5 separate regions of the Mus musculus genome follow, and regions 2, 3, 4 and 5 are each linked to region 1. Evidence: chromatin loops called from intact Hi-C (ENCODE). Cell type or tissue: heart. All regions are shown on one strand. Links, peaks and the distances in the headings refer to the core of each region. The heading gives the core; the rest is flanking DNA. Region 1 holds the start of C1rb (complement component 1, r subcomponent B). Region 2 has its middle 5.8 kb from the start of C1s2. Region 3 holds the start of Grcc10 (gene rich cluster, C10 gene). Region 4 overlaps Eno2 (enolase 2, gamma neuronal). Region 5 overlaps C1ra (complement component 1, r subcomponent A).

Region 1 (6,132 bases), core at 1,236-5,235:
TTGCTTCCTGGGGGGTTGCCCAGGGGAGAATCCAGCTGCCCACAGAACCTCCCCAGTGTTTGCTTATCAGCAGAAATCTGTTGGAGGGAGGACAATGGAGAGAAGCCCTGCTAAGGAGTCTGGTCCCGTGTGGCAGCCAGAGAGACCCTCCTTGGATTGAATCCTGATCTAATGTTACTATCTGTCAGATCTGGCTGCTGTGCACACCCTCAAGTGATGCTTATGGGTCCATCTCTGTCTTTCATTAAGTTTGTTTTCTTAAGTTAGGATATCACAATGTAGCCTAGGCTTGCCTTGATGGCATTAATTAAGGCCTCTGTCTCTGTCTGTGTCGAGGGGCATGTTACAGGGGCATGTTACAGGGGCATGTTACAGGGGCATGTTACAGGGGCATGTTACAGGGGCATGTTACAGGGGCATGTTACAGGAGCATGTTACAGGGGCATGTTACAGGGGCATGTTACAGGGGTAGGTTACAGGGGCATGGTACAGGGCCATGTTACAGGAGCATGTTACAGGAGCATGTTACAGGGGCATGTTACAGGGGCATGTTACAGGGGCATGTTACAGGAGCATACATGTCAGCCCAGAGGATGACTTGCAGGAGTCAGGTTTTCCCTCCATCATGGGCATCCTTGGGATTGAACTCAGGGTTGTCAGGCTTAGAGACAAGGGCCTTTATCCACTGAGCCATCTTGCCAGCTCTGGACTGGGATTGAGCCTGTTATTCTTCTACCATCTTCCCAACTGTTGGCTAACCTGTCACCTGTCATTGTGTGCCTGGTATGTCATCTCTTTCTTGTTTCCGATAATGTGCTTTATTATATAGCCCGTGCTTGCCCAGGCCAGTCCAGAATGGTCTAAGTCTCCCTAATAACTGGGTTCACAGGACTGCCCTACTATGCCCACATTTTTATTTATTTTGTTGTGCTTTCTACTTATTTGTTTGAAAAGCCACACTCAACTCAGCCTCCTGATAGACCCAGCTGAACATGATAGTACAAATGGTACCCAGAGGTCTCCGCACCGGCCAGCATCACCTAGTGTCTTCCCTGCTTTGTCTCACAGATTCCTTACTTTGTCGAAAGCAGAAGACGTTCTCCTTGCTAGCTCTGCCGTGGGACGCACCCCTCCCTCAACGCTGCAGACTTGTTGAGTCCCCCTTGTTGGGGAAGTGTGCGGGTTTTCATGTTATTTTCTTAGCCTCCTGGCTGTTGCCTGAGCCTCATAGTGTGAGGAAGAGCACAGGCTCTGCTTGAATCCTGCCTTTTATTTTTACTGGATGTAGAAAGATGAGGCTAAGAAAGAAACCCTTTGAAGGGTACATACAGGGGTGACCAAGGTCCTTGTCTTCCCTGAAGGACATGTGACACCTTTCATATGTTTCTTTTCTTCTTGTTTTGGATGCAGTAGGTTACCATTCAGGGAAACTGAGGCATGGCTGTTTCTCAAGGCCTTATGGTTAGCTGTGTCCTAACTCCAATACATAGTGAAATCTACTGGAACAAACACCCCCATGCCTGCCCCTTTTCCTCATGAATCTCACTGAAGGCCTCAAAAGTCCACGAATACCCCCTCTATGGCACCAGCGACCCAAAACCAGCATTTCTACAGAGCTGTACAGTGATGGGGTGCAGGCATATTGTCCAGAGTATTCAGAGCACAAATTTCCAGCTTTGTTTCCCCTCCCTCCCACTCTGACGCCTACCTTAACATAGTCATAGAGGCAGCCTTCAGAAGGCTCCACGTCAAACTGCCAGAAGACCAGCTTCACCCTGTACCCCATGGGGACAGTGATCACAGTGGTTGTCTCCAAGTCACTGGGGTAAGGCTTGGGATACAGAGGGGAGGTCACCTCTCCATAGAGCTTCTGAGGGAGGTAGATGGAGCCTTCCACCCCATAGAACAGGGTCACCAGGAGGGCAAAGAGCCACCTGTCAAAGAGAGAGGCGAGTGTTTGTGGGGCTGGAGGATCAAGGGTGTTGTGTAGCACCCTTGCTATTTGAACTGCCTTAGGCAGGAATAGGATGACTAAACTGCTTGGTTCTTCCCCCATGCCCATTGTAGACTTCATAGTGGTTCTGTGATTGGGGGCATCAGCAGCCTCTGCATCTGCTGCAGCTGAGTTCCTCGTAGGTCAGTGCCCAGTCCAGGGGTCACTGGGTTCTATAGCACTCCCCATAGCCCCTGAGCTGCCTTCTCTGTCCTTCTCTTTCATGTCCTTTCCTTCCAGGGGTAGGACTGGCATGGGACCAGCTATCTGAGAGTGAAGTTTTCCAGTGATGGCTCTGCAAAGTTTCCCAAGGCTTCAGCAAGAAGCCCCTCGCCCCCGGGGAAACCCTTCTGGCGTCTGACAAACACATGTGGGGTCTGAGAAACACACGTGGGGGGATTTTCTCCTCTCTCAGAGAGTTCCCTCCCCTCACTGTTACCCTGCTATGAACCCAGTGTCAAGAAAGGAGAGGCTAGCTCAGCTCATGTCTAAGGGTCTGGACCCTGGGAGAAGGGCTGAGGAGTGACCCTGAGAAGTATGTGCTCTGGAGCTGGCAGTATGGAAAGAAGGGTATTGTATTCCTGTTCTTATTCCCCTTCTATTTTCTTTCCTTTTCTTTTCTTCTTCCTCTTCCTCTTCCTCTTCCTCCTCCTCCTCCTCCTACTCGTCCTCCTCCTCCTCCTCCTCCTCCTCCTCTTCTTCTTCTTCTTCTTCTTCTTCTTCTTCTTCTTCTTCTTCTTCTTCTTCTTCTTCTTCTTCTTCTTCATAATATGGGAGCATGTTTGCCACTTATGCCCAACTCCTATCTCCTCCCTTGGTACCCATCAGTCTTACTCACATGTCTCAAGGCCAGTTTGTTTTGGGTCCTCAGCTCTCCTGACAGAGTCTTCAGGCACTCTAAGCTGAAGGAGGGAGTAGGCATACAGGGGAGGGAAGGATTGTGGCAGTGGAGGGGGTGACCATTCCTGGAGAAATGTTTCAGGGAATGAAGCATTTGCATAAAGGAAAAAAAAATCTTGAGTTCCCAGTTTAGGTTTGGTCTTGAAATCCTCGTTGCTTGATGGCGCCATCTGGTGGTCAATGTGGGGAATGGCTGAGGCGATGGGATCTGAAGTTTTAGGGACCTGGAAACATTTTGTTTGGAGGGACAGACTCTGGGGTCTCTAAATCGGATTAACATTTTCTGGGAGACTTTCCCGGGGGCTGCTTGTTGCCCTTTATTCCAGGATCCTCGCCACAGGCATCGCAGACTGCGGAGACACTTAAAGGCTCTGCTTTCTCATTGGCTCATTTCTCACAATCACCTGGAAGCCAAGGGGCTGGGGTTTCAATGCACAGGGTGAGGTGAAGAAGAACTGGGTTGAGGAGGGCACCGGGGTGTATGGCTGTGGATATGAGTGTGGGGAAGGTGCAATGTCGCTGGACACTAAAGCAAGGCTCCGCTTTGAGCTCCCGCCTTTTGAACTTAGATCTTGTTGAAGATAGGGCAGCTGCAGAGTGGAAGAAACATCTTTTCCTGGACCTCTGGTCAGCTTGAGTCTTCTGGGATACAAGTACTTAGTGCTTCAAGCAAAGGGTGTGGCCGCAGAGGGAGAGTGACTCTTTCTTCTTAGAAGGGAAACCAGGTTCCCGAGACAGCTGTGCTGTCCACAAGGACATTGTGTCCTGTTTAAAAATTTTGCTCCTATGTCCACCAAAAATTTTATGGCACCTTGTTCTGTGGAGGTTTTGACTACAGAGCAGGTATGCCAGTTCCTGTAACTTGTTCCTGATTAGAGGAAACGTTCCTCCCTCTACTCGCTCTTCTCTCCCGACTTGTCCACGTATGGGATAATTCGTATTAGGGGTCAGCCTGTGAACTTAAAGGATCCACAACGATGGAGGCAGTCTCCCCTTGACAGTGACCTTGGCATGAGGCCGGAGAGCAGGCACACACAAGATGTGAAACGCACGGAGGTTTGGAAGATTTTCCCAGCACTGGGGCAGAAGCCTGAATGAAGGTAGTGGCTAGGAGAGAGGGAGGGGTGGGGAGGGCTTCCAAGATTTTATCAGGGTAAGATAAGGTCGGGAAAGACCAATGATGAGGGATAGGAAATGGACTAGATCAGAAGACAGAAGGAAGAGGAAATCTAGCCTAGTGAATTGCATGTTGGTATCCTAAGAAGTAGGTGTGTGTGTGTGTGTGTGTGTGTGTGTGTGTGTGTGCGTGGCTTGTTCATAACTGCGGCAGAAGGATCAGATGGAAGGGTGTGGTCCAAGAAAGCAAGTCAATTGAAAAATCTCATCTACATTGCTTCTAGGGATTCTGAGTTCTGTTCTGATGTCATGTGACTTGACCAAAAAAAATGCCAAACCTGGACCTTACCACCTCAGGTCCTGCCCCACTTCCACTCTGTTTAAGCATCCAAATAAAGTTTAAATCTGCATCTAGAGATAAAAAATTACATAGATATGGACAAATATATGTATTTTGCTTTGTCAATAAAAATATGTAATTTTTTATAAAAAATAAAATTTCAATAAGAATAAGAATGATATATGCTTATTACTTAAAATGTAGTCAGTAGAAAATAAGAGAAAAATCAGTTAAAATCACTCCACCTAAAATAACTTCTGTTTAGCATTTTTAGAATACTTTTACTTTAAACCTATTTACTTTTTTAAGAATTTATTTACTTGTAGTTTATGTGCAGAGTTGTTTGCCTGGGTGGATGCGTGTGCACCTGTGCACGCAGTGTCTGTGGAGGCCAGAGAGGGTGTTGGAAACTCCAGACCTGGAGTTATAGACACATGTGAGCTATTTGTGTGTGTGTGTGTGTGTGTGTGTGTGTGTGTGTGTGTGTGTGTGTGTGTGTGTTTCCATTCCAGGGACCTCTTAACCTCTGAGTCATCTCTCCAAACCCCTAGACTACTTTTAATAGTCTTTTGAATTGTGCATAGGGTTTAAAAAGTAGAATCAACCATATTTATATCCTGCCAACTATTTATTAATTTATTTGTTTATTTATTGGTTTTTAAGACAGGGTTTCTTTGTGTAGCCCTGGCTATCCTGGAACTGACTTTGTAGACCAGGCTGGCCTTGAACTTCCCGCAGTGCTAGGACTAAAGGCATAAGGCACCACTACTATGTTTTAATTTTTTGTTAACTTTGAAATGAGATCAAAGCTGGCCTTGAACTTATGATCCTTCTGTCTCAGCCTCCCGCGTGGCTGGGATTTTAGTGTGTATTACGGCTTAGCTTGGATGCTGCTGTTATTTCAAAGATAAATTTAACCTTTGACTTTACAGCACGTTCATCTCAACACTAACGCACTTCCTTTTCTCCCCTCTCTTTTATGGTATTCATTTTCTATTATCACTGAACGCGTGTGTTTTATTTTTGTCTTTTAGTATAAATCACTCCAAATCTTCCCTACAAATTAAAGAGTTCATCTTCTCAGGTTTGCAATGCCCTGGGTGATGAGGGCCAGCAGGAAAGTGAGAGCTGGTGGTACAATCTTCATAGAAACAGGCCTTCCCAGGGATGGAGTCTGTACAGCGGTGGAGCCCGGAAGGTGAAATGGGTGCTCAGGCAGGTCTGCGGGGCAACTGGGAGGAATCCCGGAGACAGAGCATGCTGGGCAAACATGCTGGGATGAATGAAGCCTCAGTGGAGAACCAGCTTTGGAACTTCCACAAGCCACGGGATCTGTGGGAGCTTCCGTTTCCTCTTTGTGAGGCATGAATGACAGAAAACACACCCTCTGCCAACAGGGAGGGAGGACTGGATGAGACAACAGGCGATGCTCCTGGCTTACAGTAGATGTAAAATGGAATCGAGTATTGCCACGATTGTCTGGAGAAGCTGGGACAGGAGGCATATTTGAAGCTCACTGTAAGGGTTTTCAGAATATTTCAGAAACACAAGAGACCATGAGTAAATACAGAAGAAACCGTCCATAGCTGAGGTCGGGGAATTAAAAAAAGACACACATGGTGATGATGCAGGTGTACACGCTTGTAATTCCAGTGTTTGGGAGGCTGAAGCGGGAGCATTGCCGTGAGTTCAAGGCCAGCCTGGCTACAGAGTGAAATCCTGCCTTGAACAAACAAAAAGACATTCTGAGCAAAGGTTGCTTGGTATAAAACCCAGGAGAGCA
Region 2 (6,132 bases), core at 1,410-5,409, 72 kb before region 1:
CTGTCAGTTATACACAACATCATAATAAAATGTGGCCCAATACCCTGTGAATACAGGCTCAGTGGGATAGCACATGTCTAGCGTGTTCAAAACTGAAGGCTCAACCCACAGTACAACAACCACAACAACAACAACTACAGCAACAACAACAGCAGTGTGAGATCAAGGCCAGCTTGGGCTGTGTAGCATGACTCTGTCCTCCGAAAAAGAAATAAAGCCAGGCATAGGGGCACATGCCTTTAATCTCAGCACGCAAGAAGCAGACACAGGCAGATCTCTGTGAGTTCGAGGTCAGCCTGATCTATAGAACAAGTTCCAGGACAGCCAGGCTATGCAGAGAAATACTGTTTCAAACAAACAAACAAACAAACAAACAACATCCCAAACAAGCAAGCAAACAAACAAACCAGCAACCACACAACCAAACCAAGCCAAAACAAACCAACCAAACTAAAAAACCCAAAACCAAACCAAACCACCCAATCAAACAAAATAAAACAAAACAAAATGAAACAAAAAAAACTGCTGAGTGTGGCGACACACCTGTATCCCAGTGTTCAAGTGACTGATGGTAGAATTACCATGGAATTGGTGGCTAACCTGGGCTACAGAGTGAGATCTTGTTTCAAAACAATATCATCTAACAAAAATAAAACCCCACCTAGCTCAAAAATTAAAAAAAATATTCATTTATATGAGTGCACTGTAGCTGTCTTCAGACACACCAGAAGAAGGCATCAGATCCCATTACAGATGAGTGTGAGCCACTGTGTGGTTGCTGGGAATTGAACTCACCTGTTCATTGGAAGAGCAGTCAGTGCTCTTAACCATTAAGGCATCTTTCCAGCCCAGCCTGCCCCCAACTTAAAAAAAAATCAACTATATATGTCATCTTGTTTTGTGCATTCAAAAGAAAAGGTTGCTAGCAAAATAAATTAATAAATAAAAAACTGACTAATATGTTCACTTTTAGAAGCAAACCAGATGGTTACTTCTCCAGAAGATAATAAATTGAAAAGCTAATCACATATACACAGGAAAATAAAACCCACTGTGTTATCATTAAACTTTCACACAATTTTTTTTTTTTTGCCTTTTTTCCCACTAGAAAGTAAGTTTCTTTTCGTTTAAAAAAATGTATTTTTTGAGGCGGGGTCTGACTGTGTCTGTAGTCCTGGTGGCTTGGTACTCTTCAGTGCCTTGTCCCTGCTCAGTGCTGGGTACTGGGATGCACCATTAATCTGGCTTGGAAAGAAAGTTCCTTCTGAGTTTGGGGCTGGGGAAGGAGGGGGCACACAGGGCAGGGAACAGATGAAGATCCTTGCCTGTGTTTGTATTCTCAGTATAGAGGAGACACTCAGTGTATGTCTGTGTACAGTGTAGGTGAAGTGGGCCTATAATCATAGCTACTGAGGCCAGGGCATGAGACTATAAATTCAAGGCCAGCCTGGCAGCTCAAGAAAACTCTGTCTACACAACAACAAAGTCCATGGGAGTGGGTGTGGAGAAGGCTCTAGGGACAGGATCAGGGGACAGGAGACAAGAGGGCAGGGGGGCGGGGGACAGCTGAACAGATGGCTCAGCAGGTAAGGAACACTCGTTATTTTGCAAAAGACATTTCCAGAATTCAGGTGGGGCAGCTCACAACCACCCATAACTCCAGATCCAGGGCATCTGACATCCTCTTCTGGCTTCCATCGGCACCTGCACGCTTATGGTATGTATACAGACACACATAGTTAACACAAAACTGCAAAGAAATTCCTTTTAAATTAATTCAAAATTTTTATTATTTATGTGTGTTGTGTGCGTGTGTGTGTGTGTCTGTCTGTCTATACAAGATGTGTGTGCATGTGCGGAGGGCAGAGGACACCCATTCGAGTCAGTTCTCTTCTTCTATCAAGTAGGTCCTGGGGATTTAACTTCGGTCATCAGGCTTGGTAGTGAACACCTTCACACGCTGAGCCATCTCACCAACCCTATAAAAACATCTTAAAAACCCCAAACTACTAAAAAGAGGGCTGGGGAGGTGCTCAGTGCTCCAGTGCTTGGCAGAGCAGCCTAGGTTCAGTCTGAAGTACCACAAATCAATAAGAACCTTGTTTGATAGATAAATGAATCATGAAGACATAGTAAAGGTTTCTGTTTTCCTTTCTCTGTGGTAGTAGGGATTGACCTCGGGACCTGGGGCATGCCAGGAAGGTACTCTACCCATCAGGCTGTGTTCCCCACCCTGGAGGCCACAATAAGCAGTCACTAGAGAAAGGGCACTCTGCTTGTGAGTCGTAAGACATTTGGAGAAACCACCACCTCGGATCTGACTCTGATGAGCATCTTAGTTTCAGAAATGTGTAGTAGGGCTGTTGTCAAGGAAGATGTATTTCTCAACTGGTGTAGGATAAACCCAGGGATGATGAGACGGGAAAGGGGTTAGCTTGGATCTGGAAAACAGGGTTTGGCCTGCTGTGGAAATGCTGAACATTTTAATTCCCCTTTCAAGCTTCAATTCTTTAGGGTAGGGAAAAAAAACCAAATACCCAAGATAAGCAACTAATCTTAAGGAAGGGTTGATTTTGGCTCATGGTCTCATAGATTCCAGTCCACAGTCACTTCTTCCTGTTGTTTTGGATCTGTGACAACACTGCACATAATGGCTACAGTGTGTGGTGGCAGAGGCTTCCTGTCCCACTTGGAGCAAAGAGCAGAAGAAGCAAAGTTGCCCCACGATCCAACTTTGTCTTATAAGACCTGGTATCTGAAGGCTCTCAACCTGTGGGTCGTAACCCTTCTTAGCAAACCTGTAGCTCCAAAATATGTACATTGCACCCCATAACAGTAGCAAAATTACAGTTATGAAGTAACAATGAAAATAATTTTATGCATTGGGGGGAAGTCACCACAACCTGAGGAAGTGTATTAAAGGGCTGTGGCCTTGGGAAAGTTGAGAACCACCGCTTTAGTGTCTCTCAGGAGCGCCACGGGCTGGTGAGCAAGCCTGGAACAGGTCTGACTGTTTTTCTTTCTAATAATGTTTCATTATAGAACCTACTTCCTACAGGCATCACATGAGCAGCAGAGCAGTCCAGCTTTTATTTGTGAGTGCAAGGCATAGCTGTGGTGTGCTGGGTTGGCAAATTCCGCCCTACACACAGGAGCACAGAAGAGAAAGGAGAAGGGCCTGACCTGGGATTCAAGTGATTCGTTCACGAGCTTGAGAGTGGGAAATTTCCAGCTTCCTGGATGCATTTCAGGGTTGAAGAGTAACTAGAGGTGAGTTTGCTGGTGTTGCAGGTAGCTTAAAGTCATGATAGTTAGTGACTGAAATTAAAAAGCAGAATAGTTTGGTGTGATACCTATAATCCCAGCACCCAAAAGAAGATGGAGGAGAATCAGAATTTCAAGGGTTTTCGAGCCTTTCCTGCATAGTGAGTTTGAAGTTAGCCTGAAATTAATGTGAACCTGTCTTAGAACGAAAACAAAAAGTACCTGTTTGGTGACTTTTTGTACCCAACAAGCATGTGGTCCAAGAGAAAGCTTTCTGCCCTACGAGGAAAATGCTTTATAACAGTGATTTCATGAAAGTCAATGGTAGGAGTCATAAAAGAGATGCGTATCTGAAATACCTGGAAAGAGTCGATGAATGACTGTCCAATAGGCCAGAGAGATGGCTCAGCTGTTAAGAGCAATGGTTCCCTTCCAGGGGAACAGGTTCAATTCCCCTGCACCCACAAGGAGGCTCACAACTGGCCATTTAACTCCCACGGAATCTGCTGCCGCCTTCTGGTATTTTCAGGCACTGCACGCGCATGGTATGTAGTAAGGTAAGGCATAAATAAATAAAACTCACACAGAAATAAAGGTTAAAAAAGTGAGTTTTCTTTTGTAGAAGATGCTCTACGAGGTGGAGCTGCCCACCAGCGATGGGGTTCTGAAGACTGGGCTCCAGGTTAAAATAGAAACTAAAAAGTTCCACCCAAGAGTGTCCCTGGAGGTGGGGATGGCATCAGAGCCTGCACGACCCCCCCCCCCCGCCCCCCAACAGAATTTCAAGACAGCAGGAAATAGAGATGGAGCTCTTTGGAAAAGTGGTTTTTTTCTTTTCCTTTTTAAAGCTCGTTTTGGTGGTTAATCACAGAGTTGTGGGAGGCAGAGGCATGGGGATCTCTGAGTTAGGGGCTAGCCTGGTTGAGAAGGGTGAGGTAAAGGGGAGGGGGGGATCCAGAACACTCAACAACAACAACAACAACAACAACACTACCACCACCACCACCACAAACCCTGGTGGTGGTAGTGGTGGGGAACAAGCCTTTAATTCCAGCAAGTGGGAGATAGACGCAGGCAGATCTTCTCCAAATTTGAGGCCAGCCTGGTCTACACAGAGAAATCCTGTTTTGAAAAAACAAACAAACAAACAAACAAGAAATAAACAAATAAAAACAGTAAAAAAAGTTTGTAAAACCTTATTTTAAGTATAAGTGGCAGTGAGGAAGAAAATAGACACACCAAGAAGAAAGGTGTGGGCTTCTCAAAGAAGAGACACCTTTGAGTGTCTGTCGCAGCTGTAGGTACTGGTTTTGGTGGATAAGGACCCCGAATGAGGACACAGCATTTCCTAGCACTGGATAGGGTTAGGGCTGATAAGTAAAACCTAGGTTACAAGAAATGCAAGATTCTTTTTAAGCATTTTTTTTAAAAAAGCCATGTTTTAATTTTCAACACTAGATGGCTGCCTTGTGGCAGGAACATGCTTCCAGCTGGGGACTGGGTTTGGGATGGGGGCAGGGCTGTGGGTGATGGAGAGGATTCTACTCTACTGCATTTGTGAGGGGAAAATGAAAGTGTGCAAGCCCCAGCACTTCCACAGTGACTGGACAGGGAAACTGACTTCCCTGATCTCCCAGCTCTCAGAGAGAGGACGCTTGCCTCTCAAGCATGTGGCAGTGGCGGTGGTGGTGGTGGGGTGGCTGAAAGGCCTACCTGTGGAGCTTAGAGGCATAGGAAGGTCGCTCAGTTGAAACAGCCATTGCTGTCCTTGTGATCTGTCATAAGAGTCTCTGTTTTTAACATTGTCATGTCTCCCAGGGTGGTCCCACCATGGGAGCTCTGTGACTACGACTTCACTGGTGGTCCCTTCTTCTTGTGTGAAGACCTCCTAGCAGTTTTTATCTGTGGCTTGTTCTTGGTCTTGGCCACCGCCTTGAACGCAGGCATGAGCATCTTGGGCTCTCCCAGGACTTGAGCACATTAACTCCACAGGCAGGCCCATGAGCCCCATCCTGTCCCACACTTGGAGCTGGCTGGAATGGGCCCTACTGCAGGCTTGGCAGCAGGTTTAGAGATACAGAGCCCTCCATGTTTCTTCCCAGGGATACCCTTCTTATTCAGTAGCCAAAGGACAGTGTGCTAATGGGAGAAGATCTCTCTCTCTCTCTCTCTCTCTCTCTCTCTCTCTCTCTCTCTCTCTCTCTCTCTCTCTCTCTCTCTCTTTCTCTGTGTGTGTTTGTGTTGAGACAGGGTTTCTCTGTTTATCCCTGGCTGTCCTGGTACTCACTCTGTAGATCAGACTAGCCTCAAATTCAAAGAGATCCACCTGTCTCTGCGTCCTAAGAGCTGGATCAAGGGCATGCACCACCATTGCCCAAGCCTTTTGCTTTTAATCTGTCTGTCTGTCTGTCTATCTGTCTGTCTGTCCGTCCGTCCGTCCGTCCGTCCGTCCGTCCGTCCGTCCGTCCGTCCGTCCATCCATCCATCCATCCATCCATCCATCCATCCATCCATCCATCCATCCATCTATCTATCTATCTATCTATCTATCTATCTATCTATCTATCTATCTATCTATCGCCACACTATTAAGTTCCAGCTGGTTTGGAACTTGCTATGTAGACCGGACTGGCCCCAGACTCCTAGAGATCTGCCTGCCTCTCAAGTGGTGGGAGTAAATATGTGGACCATTCCCTGCTTAAACTATTCTTTTTAAAGCTACTTAATTTACTTATTAGTGTTACATGTGTGTGTCAATGTGCAAGCTTATGTGTAGCATGTGTAAGAATGAGCCCTTGAAGGGCAGAGGAAGGCATTAGATCCCCTGAACAGGGAATTAATGGGAGGTTGTAAAACTCTTTGTGCTGG
Region 3 (6,132 bases), core at 1,307-5,306, 170 kb before region 1:
GTAATATCCTGTCTTCAGTCTTCCGTGTCTCTTCTCCAGCTGCTCTGTCATCTCAGAGGGTCTAGCTCCTCTCTCCCACCTTGGTTCTGCTTTGGATCCTTGTGTCTGTCTCTTCACAAGCTAGATCCCTCCACCCCAGTGCATAGTTGTCCCCAACCCTGCCTCCTGGTGACACCTTCCTCTTCTCTGCCCTCCAGCCTCTGCCTCGGTGCACCCTCTCATTGACCCCCTGGCCTCAGGGTCTCACCTTACCCGGATCCCCTACCCAGCTGGGACCCTCCCCAACCCCCTTCTTCCTCACCCTCTGCACGAGAACGAAGTTCTTCGTCACCAGCTTTTTGGTAAGGATGGAGGAGGGGAGGCGTACGTGAGGGAAGACCAGAACAGAGGAACTCGGGGGGGTAGAAGGGCCAAATGGAGTTTGGAGAGAGATGTGAGCAGCTAAGATAGAAACGGAGACCTGAGGCCCTTCTAAAGGAGCCTCAAGAGCTAGGGCTCGTTCCCTTCTAAAGGAGCCTCAAGAGCTAGGGCTCGTTCCGTTCCACCACAGGCCGACAGATAGAGCATAGGCTAGGTGCTGTAACTTTGCATTTTAGCCTCAGCTTCCTCTGTCTGTCTGGAACGTTGGCTGACTGTCCCCATCCAGCAGTCATTTACTCCTGTGCCTTCTTCTCACAGCTGCCCCTTACCGGGACCTGCCGGCCTCCCTTTCTGCTCCAATGTCAGCGGCTCATCAGCTGCAGGCCATGCACGCGCAGTCAGCTGAGCTGCAGCGCTTGGCGCTGGAACAGCAGCAGTGGCTACATGCTCATCACCCATTGCACAGCGTGCCACTACCTGCCCAGGAAGACTACTACAGGTACTCCAGGTTGCCCCCAGAGCACAAGGGGAAGTGGGTTCTGGGCATGGTCCAACAGGACACCGAGCCCTTGGGAGGGGAAGCCCCCTTTCTCAGTCTCATCTCTGCATTGCCTCTTATCTAGTCACCTGAAGAAGGAGAGTGACAAGCCGCTGTAGAGCTGCGATCCAGACAGCACCCACTGCTCCTTCATCCAGACCTTGGAGGACCACCCCAACCTTTTGACCCCACCCCACCCCCAGCCGAGGAGAGGGTGCTGCCCGCTTGCAGAGCTCCTGCAGCTGGGTAGAGGGAGGGAGGGAAGAAGGGACAGACAAGGTCAGGGCCCGGGGTTGTGTGCAGAGGTGGGAAGTGGCAAGGGTGGGGGCAGAAAGTGCACAGTATCTTGGACCAGGTCCCTCCTCCTATCCCCTGCTTTTCTTCTCCTCTATGCCGAATCCTTGGTGGCCACTGCCCCTCCCCTAACCCATTGGTGTGATTTTTTTCATCTGTTAGATGTGGCTGTTTTGCGTAGCATTGTGTGCTGCCCCGCCCCATCCCTGTGTGTGCACCCCCTCCCTCGGCGATATGTGCCCTTACCCGTCCCACATTAATAATTTATATATATAAATATCTATATGATGCTCTTTAAAAAACATCCTGACCAAAACCAACCAAACAAAAACATCCTCACAGTTCCCCAGGAATATGTCTGTGACGTGTTTTTTATTTGGGGGAGGGTGGTTGCAGTGGGTAGGGTGTTGGGGTGGGTAGGGAGAGAGGTCTGGTTGTTGTAGGGGAAGTGGGAAGGGATGAATGGGGTTTTCTTATGGAAACTTAGGAGTTGGACAAGGCTCTTTTTTATTACTCATTTATTTTACAAGAGTCTTCATGCATACCAGAAGAGAATATCAAATCCCATTACAGATGGTTGTGAGCCACCAAGTGGTTGCTGGGAATTGAACTCAGGACACCTGGAAGAGCAGTCTGTGCTCTTAACCCCCTGAGCCATCTCTTTAACCTGACAAGGCTCTTCTTGATCTTGGATGCTCAGCTATACTTATGGGGTGCCCTGTCCTAGACCTTTAGATTGGGGAGTTCAGGCTCCTGAGGCCGTTCAGAGCAAGAATAGGCGCACAGCAAGCATAAGCAAATCTAAGACCTACTCAGCCCTTGGAAGTACATCACTGACATAATGTGCCACCAGAGTGCTCCAGAGACAGTTTCAGAGATCTGAATCCCTTCTCAGCATAGTTTATGATTTGAAACAGTTAAAGGTGTATAACATGGAGGCCAATAAGATTAGTATTTGTAAAAGATTTACTAATAGTTAGGTGTATGAGCTCATGTCTGCGCTTATGAATGCAAGGCCTCAAAAGAGACCAGAAGCTGTTGGGTCCCTGTAGCTTGGAGTTAGGGCAGTTAGGAATTGCCAAGCAGGGTGAGCCATCTTTGCAACCCCTCTATTTTTAATGAAGCAGGGCCATGGAGCCCAAGCTGGCCTTGAACTTCTCAGCTTTTGTGCTGGTATCACAGAAATGTGGCGCTATGCCCGGTCGGGCCTGATGTTCCAGAGTCTTTGCAGTGTGGGGAACTTGTAAGGATGAGACTACAAGACATCGGGCCACATCGCCTGCCACTACTTAAGTCCGATTCACTTCGGCTTTAGCTCCAAGCCTTTAATCTCGCGAAGCTCTTTTTTTTTTTTTAACAACATAGGAGCTGTGATTGGCTGTTTTCAGCCAATCAGCACTGACTCATTTGCATAGCCTTTACAAGCGGTCACAAACTCAAGAAACGAGCGGTTTTAATAGTCTTTTAGAATATTGTTTATCGAACCGAATAAGGAACTGTGCTTTGTGATTCACATATCAGTGGAGGGGTGTGGAAATGGCACCTTGATCTCACCCTCATCGAAAGTGGAGTTGATGTCCTTCCCTGGCTCGCTACAGACGCACTTCCGCAAGTGTTACAGCTCTTTTAGAATTTGTCTAGCAGGTTTTCTGACTTCGGTCGGAAAACCCCTCCCAATTTCACTGGTCTACAATGAAAGCAAAACAGTTCTCTTCCCCGCTCCCCGGTGTGTGAGAGGGGCTTTGATCCTTCTCTGGTTTCCTAGGAAACGCGTATGTGCTAGAGCCACGCTCTGAGACTTCCGCCTCGTGCGGTCCCGCTTCCTTTCTGCCTCCTCTGGCCTGCATCCGTGGGGGAGGTGGCTGGCTGCAGGGTTCTCCGGATCTCTTCTGTGTTCCCACTACTCAAGCACCGAGTGGCGTTCTATGGCGTCCGCCTCGGCTCAGCCCGCGGCCCTGAGCGCGGAGCAGGCCAAGGGTGAGGAAAGAGCCTAGTCTGGGTGTGGGCCGTCTTCTGGGGGGAGGGCGCGATACTATTCTTTGCCTCTCCAAGTGGGGCCCTTGCCCATTAGGGCGAAGGGTTGGGAGGACAAGCTTATCGGGTTGCTTGCAGGCCTCGGCCCACTAATTCCCTGCCTCTTCCCTCCTCTGGGCTCGCCCGCCGTCCTCCGCGGACCTCTCTGGGATGCTTCCGTCTCGCAGTGGTCCTGGCGGAGGTGATTCAAGCGTTCTCGGCCCCAGAGAATGCCGTGCGCATGGACGAGGCTAGAGACAATGCGTGCAACGATATGGGCAAGATGCTGCAATTTGTGCTGCCCGTAGCCACACAGATCCAACAAGAGGTTATTAAAGCCTATGGCTTCAGCTGCGACGGGGAAGGTGGGTCCCACAGGGCTTGGCAAAGGAATGGACTGGGGGTGGGACGCATGATGATGCCCCCCCCCCCCCCCGATCGATCTTTTTCTCGCCACAGGGCGGCAGTCACATCAAACATTGCCACTCACAGTTCAGGGACTAGACTTAAGCCCCGCCTGAAAAGTTATGGCTCTTGAAGCCAGGCATGGCCACAGTGGCCTTTCATCCCAGCATTTGAGAAGCAGAGGCAGGCAGGTCTCTGAGTTCAAGGCCAGCCTGGTATGTAGGGTGAGGAGTTCCAGGGTAGCCATGGCTATACAAAGAAAACCCTGTCTTGAAAAAACAAAAACCCACCAAACAAAAGTTCTGGCTCTAGAGTCCAAAGCCCTACATAGGCAAGTGTTTCTCCATGGCCCTCGAACTTCCCAGCTCTCCCCGAGTCAGGATCGCAGTAAGTTGCCCAGAATGGCCTTGAACCAGAGACCCACCTTTCTCAGCCTTTTGAGTAAGTGACAGGCTTGAGTCACTGGGCCCAGCTCTAACCTGAACTCTCTCGTGTACCTGAACTCTTTCTTGTCTGCCTTTTGGCTAATAGGTTTGGTGTGGCAGGTTGAGCCCTCTCTTCCCAAGGACAGTTGTTTATTAATTTTGTGTTTGTTTGTTTGTTTGTTTGTTTGTTAGCTAGCCAGGACTACCAGGGAGTCTCTTTCAAATCAGGCTGCTTGAGGCTAAGCTGCTGAACGTGGTTCACCCGAGACTGAAAACATAATGCTTTTTAATTTTTTGTTTGTTTGTTTGAGACAGGGTTTCTCTGTGTAGCCCTGGCTATCTTGGAACTCAATCTGTAGACCAGGCAGGCCTCGAACTCAAGAGACCCACCTACCTCTGCCTCCCGAGTGCTGGGATTAAGGGCAGGCCCAGCTGTTTTAGGGCTTTTTTATATTGCATCCAGTTGTGCCTAGTGAAAACCGGGGCGGGGTTGGTTGAAGCCATGCAGGACATGGGGGTGAATTGTCCTCTATTGCAGATGGCTGCCTGACGAAAGGAGATCTTCTGCTCTAGGGAGCCCCCTTGGCTGCCTCCACACACTGGTCCCCAGCAGTGTGGCTTGACTTGCTTCTGATTGCAGGTGTCCTTAAGTTTGCCCGCCTGGTCAAGTCTTATGAAGCCCAGGATCCCGAGATTGCCAGCCTGTCAGGCAAGCTGAAGGCCCTGTTCCTGCCACCCATGACACTGCCGCCCCATGGGCCTGCTTCTGGAAGCAGTGTGGCAGCCTCCTGAGATTGGTTCTCGTATGTGTGCTGCTGCTGTGGAGGCGGCCCTTGTGTTCCAGAGGATAATAAATGTACTTGTGACTAAACCTTTGTGTCAGTCATTTGTAGTCCTGATTACCCCCTCTTGTTGCCACCCAGCCGCCTCTAGCCTTTCCCCTCCTTTAGACCCTTTCTATCCTCTTCGCTGGGACCAACCCTGCTCTCATGAGACCTAGGGTGTGGGAGGCTAAGATGGGCCTCTTGGTACCCTGGGAGGTTTGCTCACAAAGGTGGCACCTCCTAGAGCAGCGGGCCCAGGCTCTTCTTTGGGCTCTCTGCTTTCCACTGTCAGAGAGGTACTCTTCCGAGGGCGGTCCCTTGGCTAGGGTTACTTCCTGGGCTTTGCTTCTACCCGCCCTCCTTCTGCTCCAGCAGTTTGAGCTCCAGGTAGAACAGCAGGTGGCTCCTCCCCTTCCCAGGGAAGTAGGCCTGGACAGGCCTGAAGCCTGCTGCACTCCTGCAGTCCTCTGGGGAATTTGGCCGTGGTGGGCGGGCGGACTCTGGCCAGCCCCGCCCCACCGTTCTTCTCTCAGAGACCTGTAATCCAGGGGCTTGGCCTCAGAGTCCCATTGGTTTGACAGGCTGGATAGAGGAGGAAGTGGCCAAGAAACGAAATATATTCTTCCTGAAGGTCTGGATCCCTGAACAGCTGTGCCACTCGATTGGCCCCGCCCCCGTCGCCCTTTGCCTGTGACTTCTCCCCACTCCTCCCGGGAGATGTTGTCCCGCGGGTAAGTCCCCTCCACCACTTGTGTGTGTCCCACAGACTCCTGTTTGTCTAGGTGGATGGACATTGTTCACACCCTCAACAAATATGCCTACAAAAATAGTCTACTCCCACTAATACCCCTGCCCTGGGTCCCCGTCCTGTCCCTGTGAACTCTCTCTCCTTACCACAAGATACAAGACCTCCAGGCTCATTTCCTCTGCCTCTTCCCCCGCCCCCACCCCAAATCTTTTCTTATTTTTAACCACTGGCCTGTGGTCCTCCTGCTTCTGCCTCTTGTCTAGGATCTCTTTCCCCCTTGTGTAGCTCGCATCACCTCAGACATGGCAGTCTGAGGGCACATTTGAGAAAGCTCTTCCATTCCTAGACACCCCACGTACCCCCACACACAGACAGTTTGGTTCTTTCACTGTTCCCCAAAGAAAGCAAACTTTGATAGATGAATGGTGAGCAGACATGGTGGACAGGTACTGATGACGATGTTTGTTGGTAATATGAATATGAGGCAGACATGATCTCTGCTTAGAGAGCAGGCATTCCAGCCAG
Region 4 (6,132 bases), core at 920-4,919, 190 kb before region 1:
TACCCTGCAGGTGCAAGCTGGCCCAGGAGAATGGCTGGGGGGTTATGGTGAGCCATCGCTCTGGAGAAACGGAGGACACGTTCATTGCTGATCTTGTCGTCGGACTGTGTACAGGCCAGGTGAGTAGAGCCAGTCTGTGGGATTGGGAGAGGTCTTTGTGGGGTTGGTGGGTTCTAGGCCCAGGTAGTTATTGTCCTGCCGAAAATTTGAGAGTCAGAGAAGTTTGAGAGTAGAAGTCTGGCCAGGCATAGTGGCACACGCCTTTAATACCAGCACTCAGGAGGCAGAGGCAGGTGGATCTCTGTGAGTTTAAGGCCAGTTTGGTTTGTATAGTGAGTATAGCAGGAAACCCAGGGCTACACCGAGGGACTCTGTCTTAGTAAATAGTAAAAAGAGTAGAAGTTCTGGGCTGGTGAGATGGCTCAGCCCAGTCCTAAGCCTGACTCTCAGCTTTAGTCTGATTTGTGGGACCCACGGGTTAGGAGAGAACCAACTCCCACCAGTTGTCCTCTGGCCTCCACATGCACACCGTGGCATGAGCAGATCCACAGACGTGTACACAGACACAACTTAAAGCATTAATTTTTATAATTAATTAATTAATTAGTACAAATACAGATGTTTCAGAGTTGGAGGTTCAGCTCATTTATAGAGTACTTGCCTAGTACGTGCAAGACCCTGGGTTCCATTTAAAAAAAAAGGGGGGGGGGAGTAGGATATGACATTGCACGCCTTTAGTCCCAGCACCCAGGAGCCAGAGGCAGGAGGATCTCTGTAAGTTCAATACCAGCTTAGTCTATGTAGGGAGTTCGCTACATAGTAAAACTCTGTCTCAAAACAAACCAAAAGCCCTGGACTTGGGGATACATGCCTTTTGTCTCCACACTCGGGAAGCAGAGGCAGGAGGATGAGGAGTTCTAGGCTAACCTGTCCCTTTAGAGGACAACCTTCATAAAAGTGTCTCAAAAAAAAATGTATGTATGTGTGTGTGGCAGGGGTGGGGCATAGGGGTGTCCTATCAGGCGAAGGAAATCCTTAAGCTGCCTATCTCCTGGAATGTTTCAGATCAAGACTGGCGCCCCATGCAGATCTGAACGTCTGGCGAAGTACAACCAGCTCATGAGGTGAGGAGGGTCCCCGAAGAACAAGAACCCGAAACCCGGGGTCTAAACGCCCCATTAGGCCACCATTCCACCTCCTGCATCCAGGACCTGGATAGCAGTTGATGCCAAGAAAAGTTTTGCTAAGTGGGTTCAAGGATGGTCCGATTGACAGATCACTAACTGACCACGAAAGCCAGGGACCGTTCACCTTGGGGCAGCCCTCAAAGGGGGAGCATTGAGGGACTCAGGGAGAAAGGCTGATCCCGTCTTCTCCCCTGACTGTCCCCCTTCCGGATCATCTGTCAGAATTGAGGAAGAGCTGGGGGACGAAGCTCGCTTCGCGGGACATAATTTCCGAAATCCCAGTGTGCTGTGATCCCCTTCCCCCAACCCCGCTTGCCTGAACGCGGGAACATCTCATTCTCCTGGAGCCTCTTTCTTGCTGCCCTGACCTGCCATAGTCACTCTGATACCCTGAGCCCCAAGTCACCCAGAACACCTCGACTCACCGCTCCTGCTGTTCTTGGCTTCCACAACCCCCCTTGCTCTCTCTGCTCTTCCTCCTCTCTGGGCCCCATTTTTGGGGGGATTCAGTCTTCCCACTTTCCCTTCTATTCTCTCTTCTCTTTAAAAAAAAATTATGAAGATTAGAAGGGGGTCCACAGAAGAATCCTCAGTGTCTGACAGGAGCTTCAGGATTGGTGTGTTGGGGTGTTTAAAGTGGGGTCACGGGCATGAGTGTTTCAGTGCTTACCATGGTGTGTATAAGCCTTGAACTATGCATAGAACTGGAGTTTGGGGAGTGCTGGATGTGTGGTCATGCTTGGTTGAGGCTTTAGTGTATGTGTTTACATACACAAGCACAGTTTGTTTGTTTGCTTATTTATTTATTTATTTATTTATTTATTTATTTATTTATTTATTTCTCAGCTGGTCAGTCAGCCATCTCCTGTAACTCTCCAGTCTGAAAGTGACCTAACTTGACAGGACTAGGCACCCCTATTCCATGTGGCTTCATTCCAAGATGACCCAGGATGGGGATTTTGCTAGCATGGGAAGGGGAACAGAAAAGGGCCTTAGCAATTGCTTCATTCGGTGCACTAACCGAAGCTCGGAACTTTACAGAATGGGGCTGTGGACCTGGGGAGGCTTTTCTCCTCTAACCCTCTCCCCAGCCCTAGGCTCCTCCGTCTTTCTCCGGCTGCACCAGAGCGCTGCCTCACTCCCCTGCGCCATGTCCCACAGTTGCCACCATCTCCGTGGCTTTGAAATGACCACCACCATTAAAGTCTGAATCACAGCGCACCACCCCTTGTCTGAGGACTCTTACTCTCTGCTCCATGTGAGAGGACGAAGAGAAACGACTGGATATTGGCGATCCTAGGTAGCAGATCAGGGGAGGGCTCAAAAAGCGGCAAGCCACTGAACTCATGACCAAGTTTGCAGCATTGCTGGTGATGTGGGATCCGTGGGGTTTTTGTTTCCCAAGACAGGGTTTCTACGTGTAGCCCTGGCTGTCCTGGAACTCACTCTGTAGACCAGGCTGGCTCCAAGTTTACAGAGATCCGCCTGCTTCTGCCTCCCGAGTGCTGGGATTAAAAGCTTGTACCACCACACTTGGCTGAACTAAGGATTCTTAACCTGTGGTACTGGAGTTACTCAAACATCAGGGATTGAGTGTATCTGGGGTGAGGAACAAAGCGTTTCTGGTTCCTAAAGTCTTGGACCGAAGTAGGAACAAAGCAGTAGACCAATAACTAAAGCGCCCCTGTACTGGTCCTCAACAGAATTCTGGATGGCTTTGAAATGAGAGTATCATGGCCACCAATTCCTTTGGAATACAGAACCAAAGAAAAAAGGGAGAGAAGAAATATTACGGGTACCAGGAGCTTGGGAATCCGACTTCTCCAGTAAAATGGATGCCACACCTGAAGTGCTCTCCAGCCTCCCCGTTAGCCAGACTGAGAGGATATCAGTGTGTAGACAGAGGCCCTCTAACCTTTCAGCTCCAGTGAGGCTGTGAGGTTGAAGCACCCAGCCCGCCTTGGGGGACAATCCCCCTAACATTACTATCCTTAGGGTACTAGGGCTCACGCTTGCAGGCAGCATCTGCCCATGAATAGCTGTGGCCATTAGGGGGAGCCCAAGTTCTGCAGGACACCTTACTAGACGCCAAGGTGAGGTTGGGGTGGGAAGAATTTCAAGGTTGCACCCTCTGCCCTCCTCCCGCGGATCCTCCCAAGTTCTGGTCCCAGGCTCCCTCAGACTTCCTTCTCCCTTTAGGGCTAACAGAAACTTGCACTGGTGAAGCCAGGAGCCACATCTCCCCACCCATCTTCTTGTATCCCCCAGCTATTTTCAGTTCAAAGAACTTCTTGCTCCCTCTCCTTCCCTGTGCCCTTGAATTCCTATGTAAGCTCCTCGTTTTTTTTCCCCCTTCCAGCACCCCTATATGGCCCCGGGGGCTCGCTACACTTCTCTGGGGCTGCTCTCTCAGAAACTCCTAGGCTTTGGTCAGGGCTATTGTGGCTGTAGCCACCATTCCTAACCCTTGTCTTTTCTTTCCTCCATCCTAGCTAGGTGCCTTTTTCTGACAACATTCCCAGCCCCCTTCTGGTACCAGGTTGGATTGGGTTACAGCTAGCTCTGCTTGGGCCTCCAAGGCCCCTCTCTACTTTCCTTTTGTGCCATTGCCTGGAGACCAGGTGATTGTAGGGGGCTGGGGCCAGAGAGGGAGCTGGGGTGAAGGATAGGGGTGGGGTGTATATTTAATGCTCCCAGCAGCTGAGCTGTGAGCCTGGTCTTGGGTACCAGAGGAACTGGAAGGTGTAGTGCTGGCTTCTTTTCCTAGTTCCATGCCTTGTCCTTCCCTAGGCCTACATTTTTCTTTTAGGCTTAGATAAGTTACCATCTTGGCTGTTGCCTTAGCGGCTAAACAAGGGTAGAGGTTGAGTCTGGAAAGGATTGGAAAGGTCCTAGGCCAGGCCTAGTGGGAAACTAAAGGAAAGAGAGGAAATGCTATGGGGAGAGGGGGGAGGGAGGAGGAGTCTCAGAGCAAAATTAGTTGGTACAGGGAAGGAACTAGGTCTATCTTAGAGCACAGAGAAAAAGACGTGAAGGGTACACAGGAGAGGACCTGGTCTCTGGGAGGCCCTGGAAGGGGACAAGCAAATGGGTATGGGGGTAAAGTGAGGCCCTGCAGAGGCAAGGGACTTCACAGTGGGGTGATGGGATATTTGTTCCTAGAGGAGCCAAGCATTCTTGCTTGGTCTCCCTAGTGCTTTGGAATCTGTGTAGAGCTTTTGGGTAAGTTCAAGAGCTTGGCTGAATCTGGCCTAAGGAATGGTGGTGTAAGACCTACTGGGTGGCTACTAGGCTAGCCGTTCTCCTCCCTTCCACAAAGGCAGTTTGCCCACTCAGTGTCCCCCACTCCACCCACTAGGTCTGAGCTAGGCTGGCCCCCTACAAGCTCTCTACCCCCACCTCCAAATCTGGTGAACTACTAAGGGCTCCCAATCCAGACTCCAGCTCCAGCTCTTCCGGGCTCCCAGCCTGCCTCCCTCCCTTTCTCTAGCCTTCCCAATTTCAGCTGCCAAAAATCACCCTGTCTCTAGTGTCCTTTGTCCTGAGAGATGTTGCTGCTGGTTTGGGGCCAGAGAAGGAGCCCAGAAGAAGGCACCACTGGAGTGATGGGGGTGCTGACTTCATGGCTGTAGGTTGGGCATGGCTGGCACGCTGACTGGAGAAGAGTTGGGAGGAGCATGCTGTAGTCTGTGCTGGGGACTACTTCCATATTACAATTGTTATGGGGAACCTGGGCACCCTAAAATGTATGTAGGTCCTTTCCACCTAATCCCCCACTTCATCCCTTCTGTGACCATGACCAAAGATGCTACTAGTAATGACTTCAGACTTGAGAAGGTCTAGTTCAGGAACCTCGAGAAAATGAAGGGCCCAAAAGTGAAGTGCCACCTCTTAGTTACCTCTTCCACACTAGGGCCTGGACCCCAGTCTGTCACTCCTCCAGGGTTCTCCCTCCGTCTCTAGCTCCTCTCTTTTCCCATCACTGGCCCTCCCACCACGTTGCCACAAAAGCCCTATTTATCTTGTGTTTCCTTCCAGACCTCTCTAATTCATTCTCCTCCACTTTATTTGCCAAAGGAAATAGTTCTTAGTTCGATTGGAAGTCCCCACATTCATGTTTACCAACCCAGCCCACCCCAGTCTCCCTCTAGAATAGGCATCCTCTGCCCTCCACCCCTCTTCTGAGACTTCTCATGCCTTCTCTCCCACAGAGGGATCTCCGGACTTGCCTCCAGCTTTCCTTCATCATTCCCAAATTCTTGTGGTTTGCATTCTTCTCAACACCAATCACTGCCTTAAACGCTTATCTCTTCCAGAAACACCATTCTCCTAGTACGTCTTCATCCTTTCCCGCCCAGGTCCACAAACTTCCATCGTAGGCTCTCCAAAATAGCTCCTAAACCCCTCCAGCCTCTACTTCTGGCCCTTCCTCTCCATCTTTCCAATACAGTCCCATTATCCAAATCTCTACTTCATAATTCCCCAAACTCCACCTACTTCACCCCTGCCACAGCCCCTCTTGTCCCCAAACTTCTCCAGCCTCCCCAGGTCTGCCTTCGCAGTCCACAGCCCCTCCCACCCAGCCCTCTCCCGCGCGGGGCCCGCGAGCTCCCCACGCTCTGCGCAGCGAGGCCCTCTCTCTCTGCGCCCCGGCCGGCTTCGGCCAACTCGCCCGGCGCCTCCCCTTCCCCGATCCTCCGCCCCCCGACTGCCGCGCGCTCCCTCCCTCGCGTCTCCTCCGGGCCCCTCTCTCTCCTCCGTTCCTCCGCGCTCCCTCCTTCTCCCTCTTCCTCCCTGCTCCCATCCCCCTCTCCCGAGCGCCCTCCCTCCGCCGTCCGCTTTCCTGTGCGAGTCGCCGGACGCGCCGCCCAGCCTGTCCGTCCGCCCGCAGCCCCGCGCCCGACCGGGGCCTCGGGCCAGGACGCGTTTCGGGGTGGCAGGCCTC
Region 5 (6,132 bases), core at 730-4,729, 53 kb after region 1:
CATGGCACGATGCCATGTGCCATCATTCTGGCAAACAGCTGTGAAGGAGAGTAGCGCCTGATTTCCCTGTTTAAGCCGAAGTTAGACATGCAGTCAGCACTCAGGCCCCCCACTTCCAAGGTGTACAACGACTGTGGGAATGTGATGGGCGCTGTGTCCATCTCTTAGACCTCAGCTCCCTCACAGATGTGCCTCCTCCTCCCTCCTCCCCATTCTCCCTAGCTAGTGCTCTCAATTCAGGGCTGCAGATGGGATGCCAAGTTTCAAAGCAGAAACACACAGCAAGGTTTTAACTTTGTTTTTAGACCCTTGCCTGTTTCCACTAGACCCCCAACTCCCTCCCAAAGTGTAATAAAGACAAGTCAGGATTGTACTTTTGTATCAAAACAAAGACCATTTTCTAGAGCAAACCCAGGCTTTTGCCTATTCCTGAAACGTTCTACCAGCCAAGGTCTCCATCACACTTCCTCCCACATTGCAGTTTTCTTAAAGCCCAGGGCTTTCCTTAAACTACTAGTGCTACCTGACTGCTTTCATAGGGGTTTAACACGGTGACATGTCAGGTGAGTGGTCAGTTAGCACAAGGTCAAAGAGTGGCTGGTACTCACTTGATAATATTGGAAAATATTATTTTTTTGAGACAAGGCTTTGTTATATAGCCTAGGCTGTCCTAGATTAGCTATGTAGCCCAGGCTGGCCTCAAATTCATGATTTTTCTCTCATGAGTTTCCTCTTGAGTTACAGGTGTAGGTGCCACTGCCCCTGGTTATAAATAACTTATTAAGAACAACCATCAGATGGGTCTAAGGGCACTTGTAATCCCAGCACTCAGGAGGTAGAGGCAGGAGGATAAAGAGTTTAAATCTAGCCTGGGCTATACAGTGACACTGATCATCACCAACCTACCAGCCAACCATCCCTTCTCTCTGTCTATTTAACTCCTCTCTCTTGCTCTCTCTCTCTCTCTCTCTCTCTCTCTCTCTCTCTCTCTCTGTCTCTCTTTTTCTTTTTTTGAGACAGGGTTTTTCTGTGTAGCACTGGCTGTTCTAGAATTCTCTCTGTAGACCAGTCTGGCCTATGAATTCACAGTGATCTTCCTGACTCTACTGGCTCTGTGTCCTTAGGAGCTAGGATTAAAGTCATGAGCCACCACCACCCAGCAGAGACATCAGGTTCTTAAAACAAAACAAAACAAAACAAAACAAAACAAACAAACAAACAAACAAAAAATGAACTCTCTGAGCGTTTCCTGTATGCAGACCAGACAAAGTAGATTCTTTTTGTTCTTCTTTCCTGTCTGTACCTGGCCTTAAACCTAGGACCACCAGCATCCTTTGCAAGCCCTTTCCTTCTTAGCTATATCCTCAGCCCTTTTTTCACTTTTGAATTTGAGATGAGATCTCACCGAGTCACCCCGGTTGGCCTTGAACTTGCTCTATAGCCTGAGTGGACCTTGATCTTCAGTCCCTTTGATGTTTATTCAGATCTGAGGGCAGACAGATTGATTCTTCCAGCCCCAACCTCCATGGCTCCATTTGAGATCTAGCCATCTCTTCCTCCTGGGACACCCAGAGGATTTGTCCCATGAGCCTTGGCCTCTTACCTCCATGAGCTGGTAGCCTTGCTTGCAGGTGACAATGAAGTAATCCCGGAACTGGTACTGAGGCTGCGGATCCTGGATGATGGTGAACTCATCCAGAGCCTTGGGCTGGGGGCACTTGATGGCTGATGGTGAGGGCATGCGCTTGTCAGAGCCATTGGTCCCCTCCTGTTTGCCTTATTACTGGCAGGCGAGGGAGGCACCTACATATCTTATTTTAGTTTAGGGGGCCTAGAGACAATACCCCAGGTCTCATCCATGTTCAACACAAGTTTCCCAGGAAGCCATGCTCCACCCTAACCCTCTCACTTTCAGTGGTGTAGTGCAGCTTCCAGCCTCGGCTGTCCCCTGACTCATCTGTGAAGAACAGCAGATCCACTGCATTGCTGCTGGTGTCAAGGTCTGGAGGCCTTTGCTTTCCACAGAATTCACCCAAGTTCTTCCCATTAGCGTAGATCTGATGGGAAAAGGGGAGGAGATCATGGTTAGTTCTCTTCTTTTTACACAAGTCCCCTTGGGTGGACAAGGGTAGAGAAGCTACTCTAGACCTCTATGATCCTGGTGAACAATGTGTCCCTGTCCCACTCAGTCCAAGGTCCCAGGAAGGAGCAGGGACCTGGGGAGCCACTCGAGTAATAGAAAGAAAGTTTGAAGTCTAGCTCTACCTGGAGCTGGTCATAGGGGCAGTGCACTTGCTGGTGGTCATCAATTTCAAAAGGATCCAGGAACTTGAGGTGCACAGTGAGGCCCCTCTCCACCCGGATGCTGTAGTTGCAGCGTAGATCCGGTGGATAGGGCTGAGGGTATTCAAGGCTGGAGACATAGCCTGAGGGCTCTGTGTAGAGCTCACTGCTGCACTCAGCTATAAATGCAGAATCAGAGGGGCTGTTAGGGTGTTAGGCTGGCCCAGCAAGCCTCTGCTCTGCCTTTGCCTTCCCACCCTTCCCACTCAGCCTCACCCTGGCAGGATTGCCCATCTTTCTGAAGCTCATAGCCAGGATGGCAGGAACAGAAGTAGCCTCCAACATAGTTGTGACACAGATGTTGGCATCGGGGCTGCAAACCCTCTTCCACTGAGTTGGGCTGCGATGCACATTCATCAAGGTCTGGAAGGGATTCCAGAAGGAAGGGTTACATCCCTCTCCACAGAATTCTGGGGCGAGGTGTGCTACTGTTGTGCTATCTCTTCCTATGTTCAGAATATTTTGTGCGGGTTTTTTTTTCCCCTCAAAGAGTCATGTACTAGAAGCCTGGAGACAAAGTCCACTTCTGGCCCCTTTGCCTCTCTATGTTCTCTGGGAGCTGCTTGGTGGTAGAAGAGCCCAGATGGTCAGACCCCATCTTGAGGAGAGAAATAAGGAAAGCTAGGCTTCTGGCTTCTTTGGGCTCTGTTGAGGTTTGGTCTGTTGCTTTGTGTTGCAATGCTAAATACTGGTCCCCGAGGTCTGGTTGTCCTTAGGGGTAAGAGAATCCTCACATCCACCAAGTGATACTGTGTGACTTGCTCTTTAATTTAGAACTGTTGGTTGAGTAAAGATACTGGCAACCTATAGCTGGCCAGAAGAGAGGTAGGTAAAGTTTTGGTTCCTGGGCTTGGGGTCCAAGGAGGTCCACGATGGACAAGATAGAAGGTGGAGAGAAGAGGAGAGCAATCATGAGAATTGCCCATGAGAGCTGCCCAGTCTGAGTAAGAGCTATCTGGATGGAATACAGCCAATCATATCTCAGGGTTGTTAACAGGGAGGTAGATGTAAGAGCATAGAGAGTTGATATCTGCCCAGCTCTATCACTGATGAAGGCTTATTATAAATATAAAAGTTTTATCTGGGAACTGAATGATCAAAGGGTAGAAATCCCCGATGGAGATTAAGAAATTACTACAACAGGGCTCAAACATGCCCCAGCCCCACTCCCATGGCTGAGGCCAGAGTGAAGGGCTGGCTGTGGGGAGCACTCACCTACAGCCTGGTAGTAGGCCAGGAAGCCCTTGTAGAACATGATGGTCCCATTCTCCTCATTGGAGAAGTCTGTGTGGAAGGTCAGCAGCATCTTGTTTCCTTGGGACATGAATTCCTTGCTTCCTGGGGGGTTGCCCAGGGGAGAATCCAGCTGCCCACAGAACCTCCCCAGTGTTTGCTTATCAGCAGAAATCTGTTGGAGGGAGGACAATGGAGAGAAGCCCTGCTAAGGAGTCTGGTCCCGTGTGGCAGCCAGAGAGACCCTCCTTGGATTGAATCCTGATCTAATGTTACTATCTGTCAGATCTGGCTGCTGTGCACACCCTCAAGTGATGCTTATGGGTCCATCTCTGTCTTTCATTAAGTTTGTTTTCTTAAGTTAGGATATCACAATGTAGCCTAGGCTTGCCTTGATGGCATTAATTAAGGCCTCTGTCTCTGTCTATGTCGAGGGGCATGTTACAGGGGAATACATGGGGAGCCCAGAGGATGACTTGCAAAAGTCAGGTCTTTCCCTCCATCATGGACATCCTTGGGATTGAACTTAGGTTGAAGACTTGGAGGCAAGGGCCTTTACCCACTGACCCATCTTGCCAGCTCTGGACTGGGATTGAGCCTGTAGTTCTTCTGCCTTCGTCCCAATTCTTGTTTTTTTTTTTTTTCCATTTTTTATTAGGTATTTAGCTCATTTACATTTCCAATGCTATACAAAAAGTCCCCCATACCCACCCACCCCCACTCCCCTACCCACCCACTCCCCCTTTTTGGCCCTGGCGTTCCCCTGTACTGGGGCATATAAAGTTTTCGTGTCCAATGGGCCTCTCTTACCAGTGATGGCCGACTAGGCCATCTTTTGATACATATGCAGCTAGAGTCAAGAGCTCCGGGGTACTGGTTAGTTCATAATGTTGTTCCACCTATAGGGTTGCAGACACCTTTAGCTCCTTGGGTGCTTTCTCTAGCTCCTCCATTGGGATCCCTGTGATCCATCCATTAGCTGACTGTGAGCATCCACTTCTGTGTTTGCTAGGCCCCGGCATAGTCTCACAAGAGACAGCTACATCTTGGTCCTTTCGATAAAATCTTGCTAGTGTATGCAATGGTGTCAGCGTTTGGAAGCTGATTATGGGGTGGATCCCTGGATATGGCAGTCTCTACATGGTCCATCCTTTCGTCTCAGCTCCAAACTTTGTCTCTGTAACTCCTTCCACCAATTCTTGTTTTAAAAGCCGCACTCAACTCAGCCTCCTGATAGACCCAGCTGAACATGATAGTACAAATGGTACCCAGAGGTCTCCTCACTGGCCAGCATCACCTAGTGTCTTCCCTGCTTTGTCTCACAGATTCCTTACTTTGTCCAAAGCAGACGACGTTCTCCTTGCTAGCTTTGCCGTGGGATGCACCCCTCCCTCAACGCTGCAGACTTGTTGAGTCCCCTTTGTTGGGGAAGTGTGGAGTTTTCTCGTTATTTTCTTAGTCTCCTGGCTGTTGCCTGAGCCTCATAGTGCGAGGAAGAGCATAGGCTCTGCTTGAATCCTGCCTTTTATTTTTACTGGATGTAGAAAGATGAGGCTAAGAAAGAAACCCTTTGAAGGGTACATACAGGGGTGACCAAGGTCCTTGTCTTCCCTGAAGGACATGTGACACCTTTCATATGTTTCTTTTCTTCTTGTTTTGGATGCAGTAGGTTACCATTCAGGGAAACTGAGGCATGGCTGTTTCTCAAGGCCTTATGGTTAGCTGTGTCCTAACTCCAATACATAGTGAAATCTACTGGAACAAACACCCCCATGCCTGCCCCTTTTCCTCATGAATCTCACTGAAGGCCTCAAAAGTCCATGGATACCCCCTCTATGGCACCAGCGACCCAAGGCCAACATTTCTACAGAGCTGTACAGTGATGGGGTGCAGGCATATTGTCCAGAGTATTCAGAGCACAAACTTCCAGTTTTGTTTCCCCTCCCTCCCACTCTGACGCCTACCTTAACATAGTCATAGAAGCAGCCTTCAGAAGGCTCCACGTCAAACTGCCAGAAGACCAGCTTCACCCTGTACCCCATGGGGACAGTGATCACAGTGGTTGTCTCCAAGTCACTGGGGTAAGGCTTGGGATACAGAGGGGAGGTCACCTCTCCATAGAGCTTCTGAGGGAGGTAAATGGAGCCTTCCACCCCATAGAACAGGGTCACCAGGAGGGCAAAGAGCCACCTGTCAAAGAGAGAGGCGAGTGTTTGTGGGGCTGGAGGATCAAGGGTGTTGTGTAGCACCCTTGCTATTTGAACTGCCTTAGGCAGGAATAGGATGACTAAACTGCCTGGTTCTTCCCCCATGCCCATTGTAGACTTCATAGTGGTTCTGTGATTGGGGGCATCAGCAGCCTCTGCATCTGCTGCAGCTGAGTTTCTCGTAGGTCAGTGCCCAGTCCAGGGGTCACTGGACTCTATCACACTCCCCACCCCCAGCCTCTGAACTGCCTTCTCTGCCCTTCTCTTTTGCCTCCTTTTCTTCCTGGAGTAGAAGCTATCTGAGGGTGAAGTTTTCCAGTGATGGCTCTGCAAAGTTTCCCAAGGCTTC

The links. Peaks named below come from ENCODE experiments on the same cell type or tissue, not always from the same donor. Only the 100,000 strongest peaks of a DNase experiment are listed, where the experiment ranks them.
Region 2: a loop joins it to region 1, with 2.6 times the contacts of the local background. A loop is called at or near these places in 12 of 42 quality-filtered maps.
Region 3: a loop joins it to region 1, with 15 times the contacts of the local background. A loop is called at or near these places in 8 of 42 quality-filtered maps.
Region 4: a loop joins it to region 1, with 10 times the contacts of the local background. A loop is called at or near these places in 15 of 42 quality-filtered maps.
Region 5: it touches region 1 in a loop (11-fold over the local background); 11 of 42 quality-filtered maps call a loop at or near these places.

The regions. Positions count from the first base shown.
Region 1 is chr6:124,567,158-124,573,289 of GRCm38, reverse strand. It overlaps C1rb (complement component 1, r subcomponent B), which reads right to left and starts at 2,860. Exons shown (of 11, transcript NM_001113356.1): 1 at 2,832-2,860; 2 at 1,709-1,934; 3 at 1-77. The coding sequence starts at 2,833. In heart, for the core only: a CTCF peak has its summit at 3,080 (motif pointing left); no DNase peak of the experiment used is centred there.
Region 2 is chr6:124,638,859-124,644,990 of GRCm38, reverse strand. No RefSeq gene overlaps it. Among named protein-coding and RNA genes, the nearest start is that of C1s2, 5.8 kb to the right of the region's middle. In heart, for the core only: a CTCF peak has its summit at 3,781 (motif pointing left); no DNase peak of the experiment used is centred there.
Region 3 is chr6:124,737,957-124,744,088 of GRCm38, reverse strand. It overlaps Grcc10 (gene rich cluster, C10 gene), which reads left to right and starts at 3,020. Exons shown (of 3, transcript NM_013535.2): 1 at 3,020-3,169; 2 at 3,394-3,570; 3 at 4,676-4,906. The coding sequence starts at 3,118. The coding sequence ends at 4,827. Atn1 (atrophin 1) reads left to right here. Exons shown (of 10, transcript NM_007881.4): 8 at 198-341; 9 at 679-859; 10 at 984-1,545. The coding sequence ends at 1,017. Rnu7 (U7 small nuclear RNA) reads left to right here and starts at 2,803; the gene lies at 2,803-2,864. It also overlaps a transcript of Ptpn6 not described here. In heart, for the core only: CTCF peaks have their summits at 3,433 and 3,676; DNase peaks (open chromatin) are centred at 2,438, 2,988, 3,538 and 4,548; H3K4me3 peaks cover 2,801 bases; H3K27ac peaks cover 2,922 bases.
Region 4 is chr6:124,756,640-124,762,771 of GRCm38, reverse strand. It overlaps Eno2 (enolase 2, gamma neuronal), which reads left to right. Exons shown (of 12, transcript NM_013509.3): 10 at 11-119; 11 at 1,066-1,124; 12 at 1,410-2,719. The coding sequence ends at 1,479. Among named protein-coding and RNA genes, the nearest start is that of Atn1, 3.2 kb to the right of the region's middle. In heart, for the core only: a CTCF peak has its summit at 3,239 (motif pointing right); DNase peaks (open chromatin) are centred at 3,251, 3,751, 4,081 and 4,751; H3K4me3 peaks cover 1,298 bases; H3K27ac peaks cover 1,880 bases.
Region 5 is chr6:124,513,286-124,519,417 of GRCm38, reverse strand. It overlaps C1ra (complement component 1, r subcomponent A), which reads right to left. Exons shown (of 11, transcript NM_023143.3): 2 at 5,541-5,766; 3 at 3,559-3,751; 4 at 2,560-2,706; 5 at 2,266-2,462; 6 at 1,910-2,057; 7 at 1,604-1,725; 8 at 1-66. Among named protein-coding and RNA genes, the nearest start is that of C1ra, 3.7 kb to the right of the region's middle. In heart, for the core only: no CTCF peak of the experiment used is centred there; no DNase peak of the experiment used is centred there.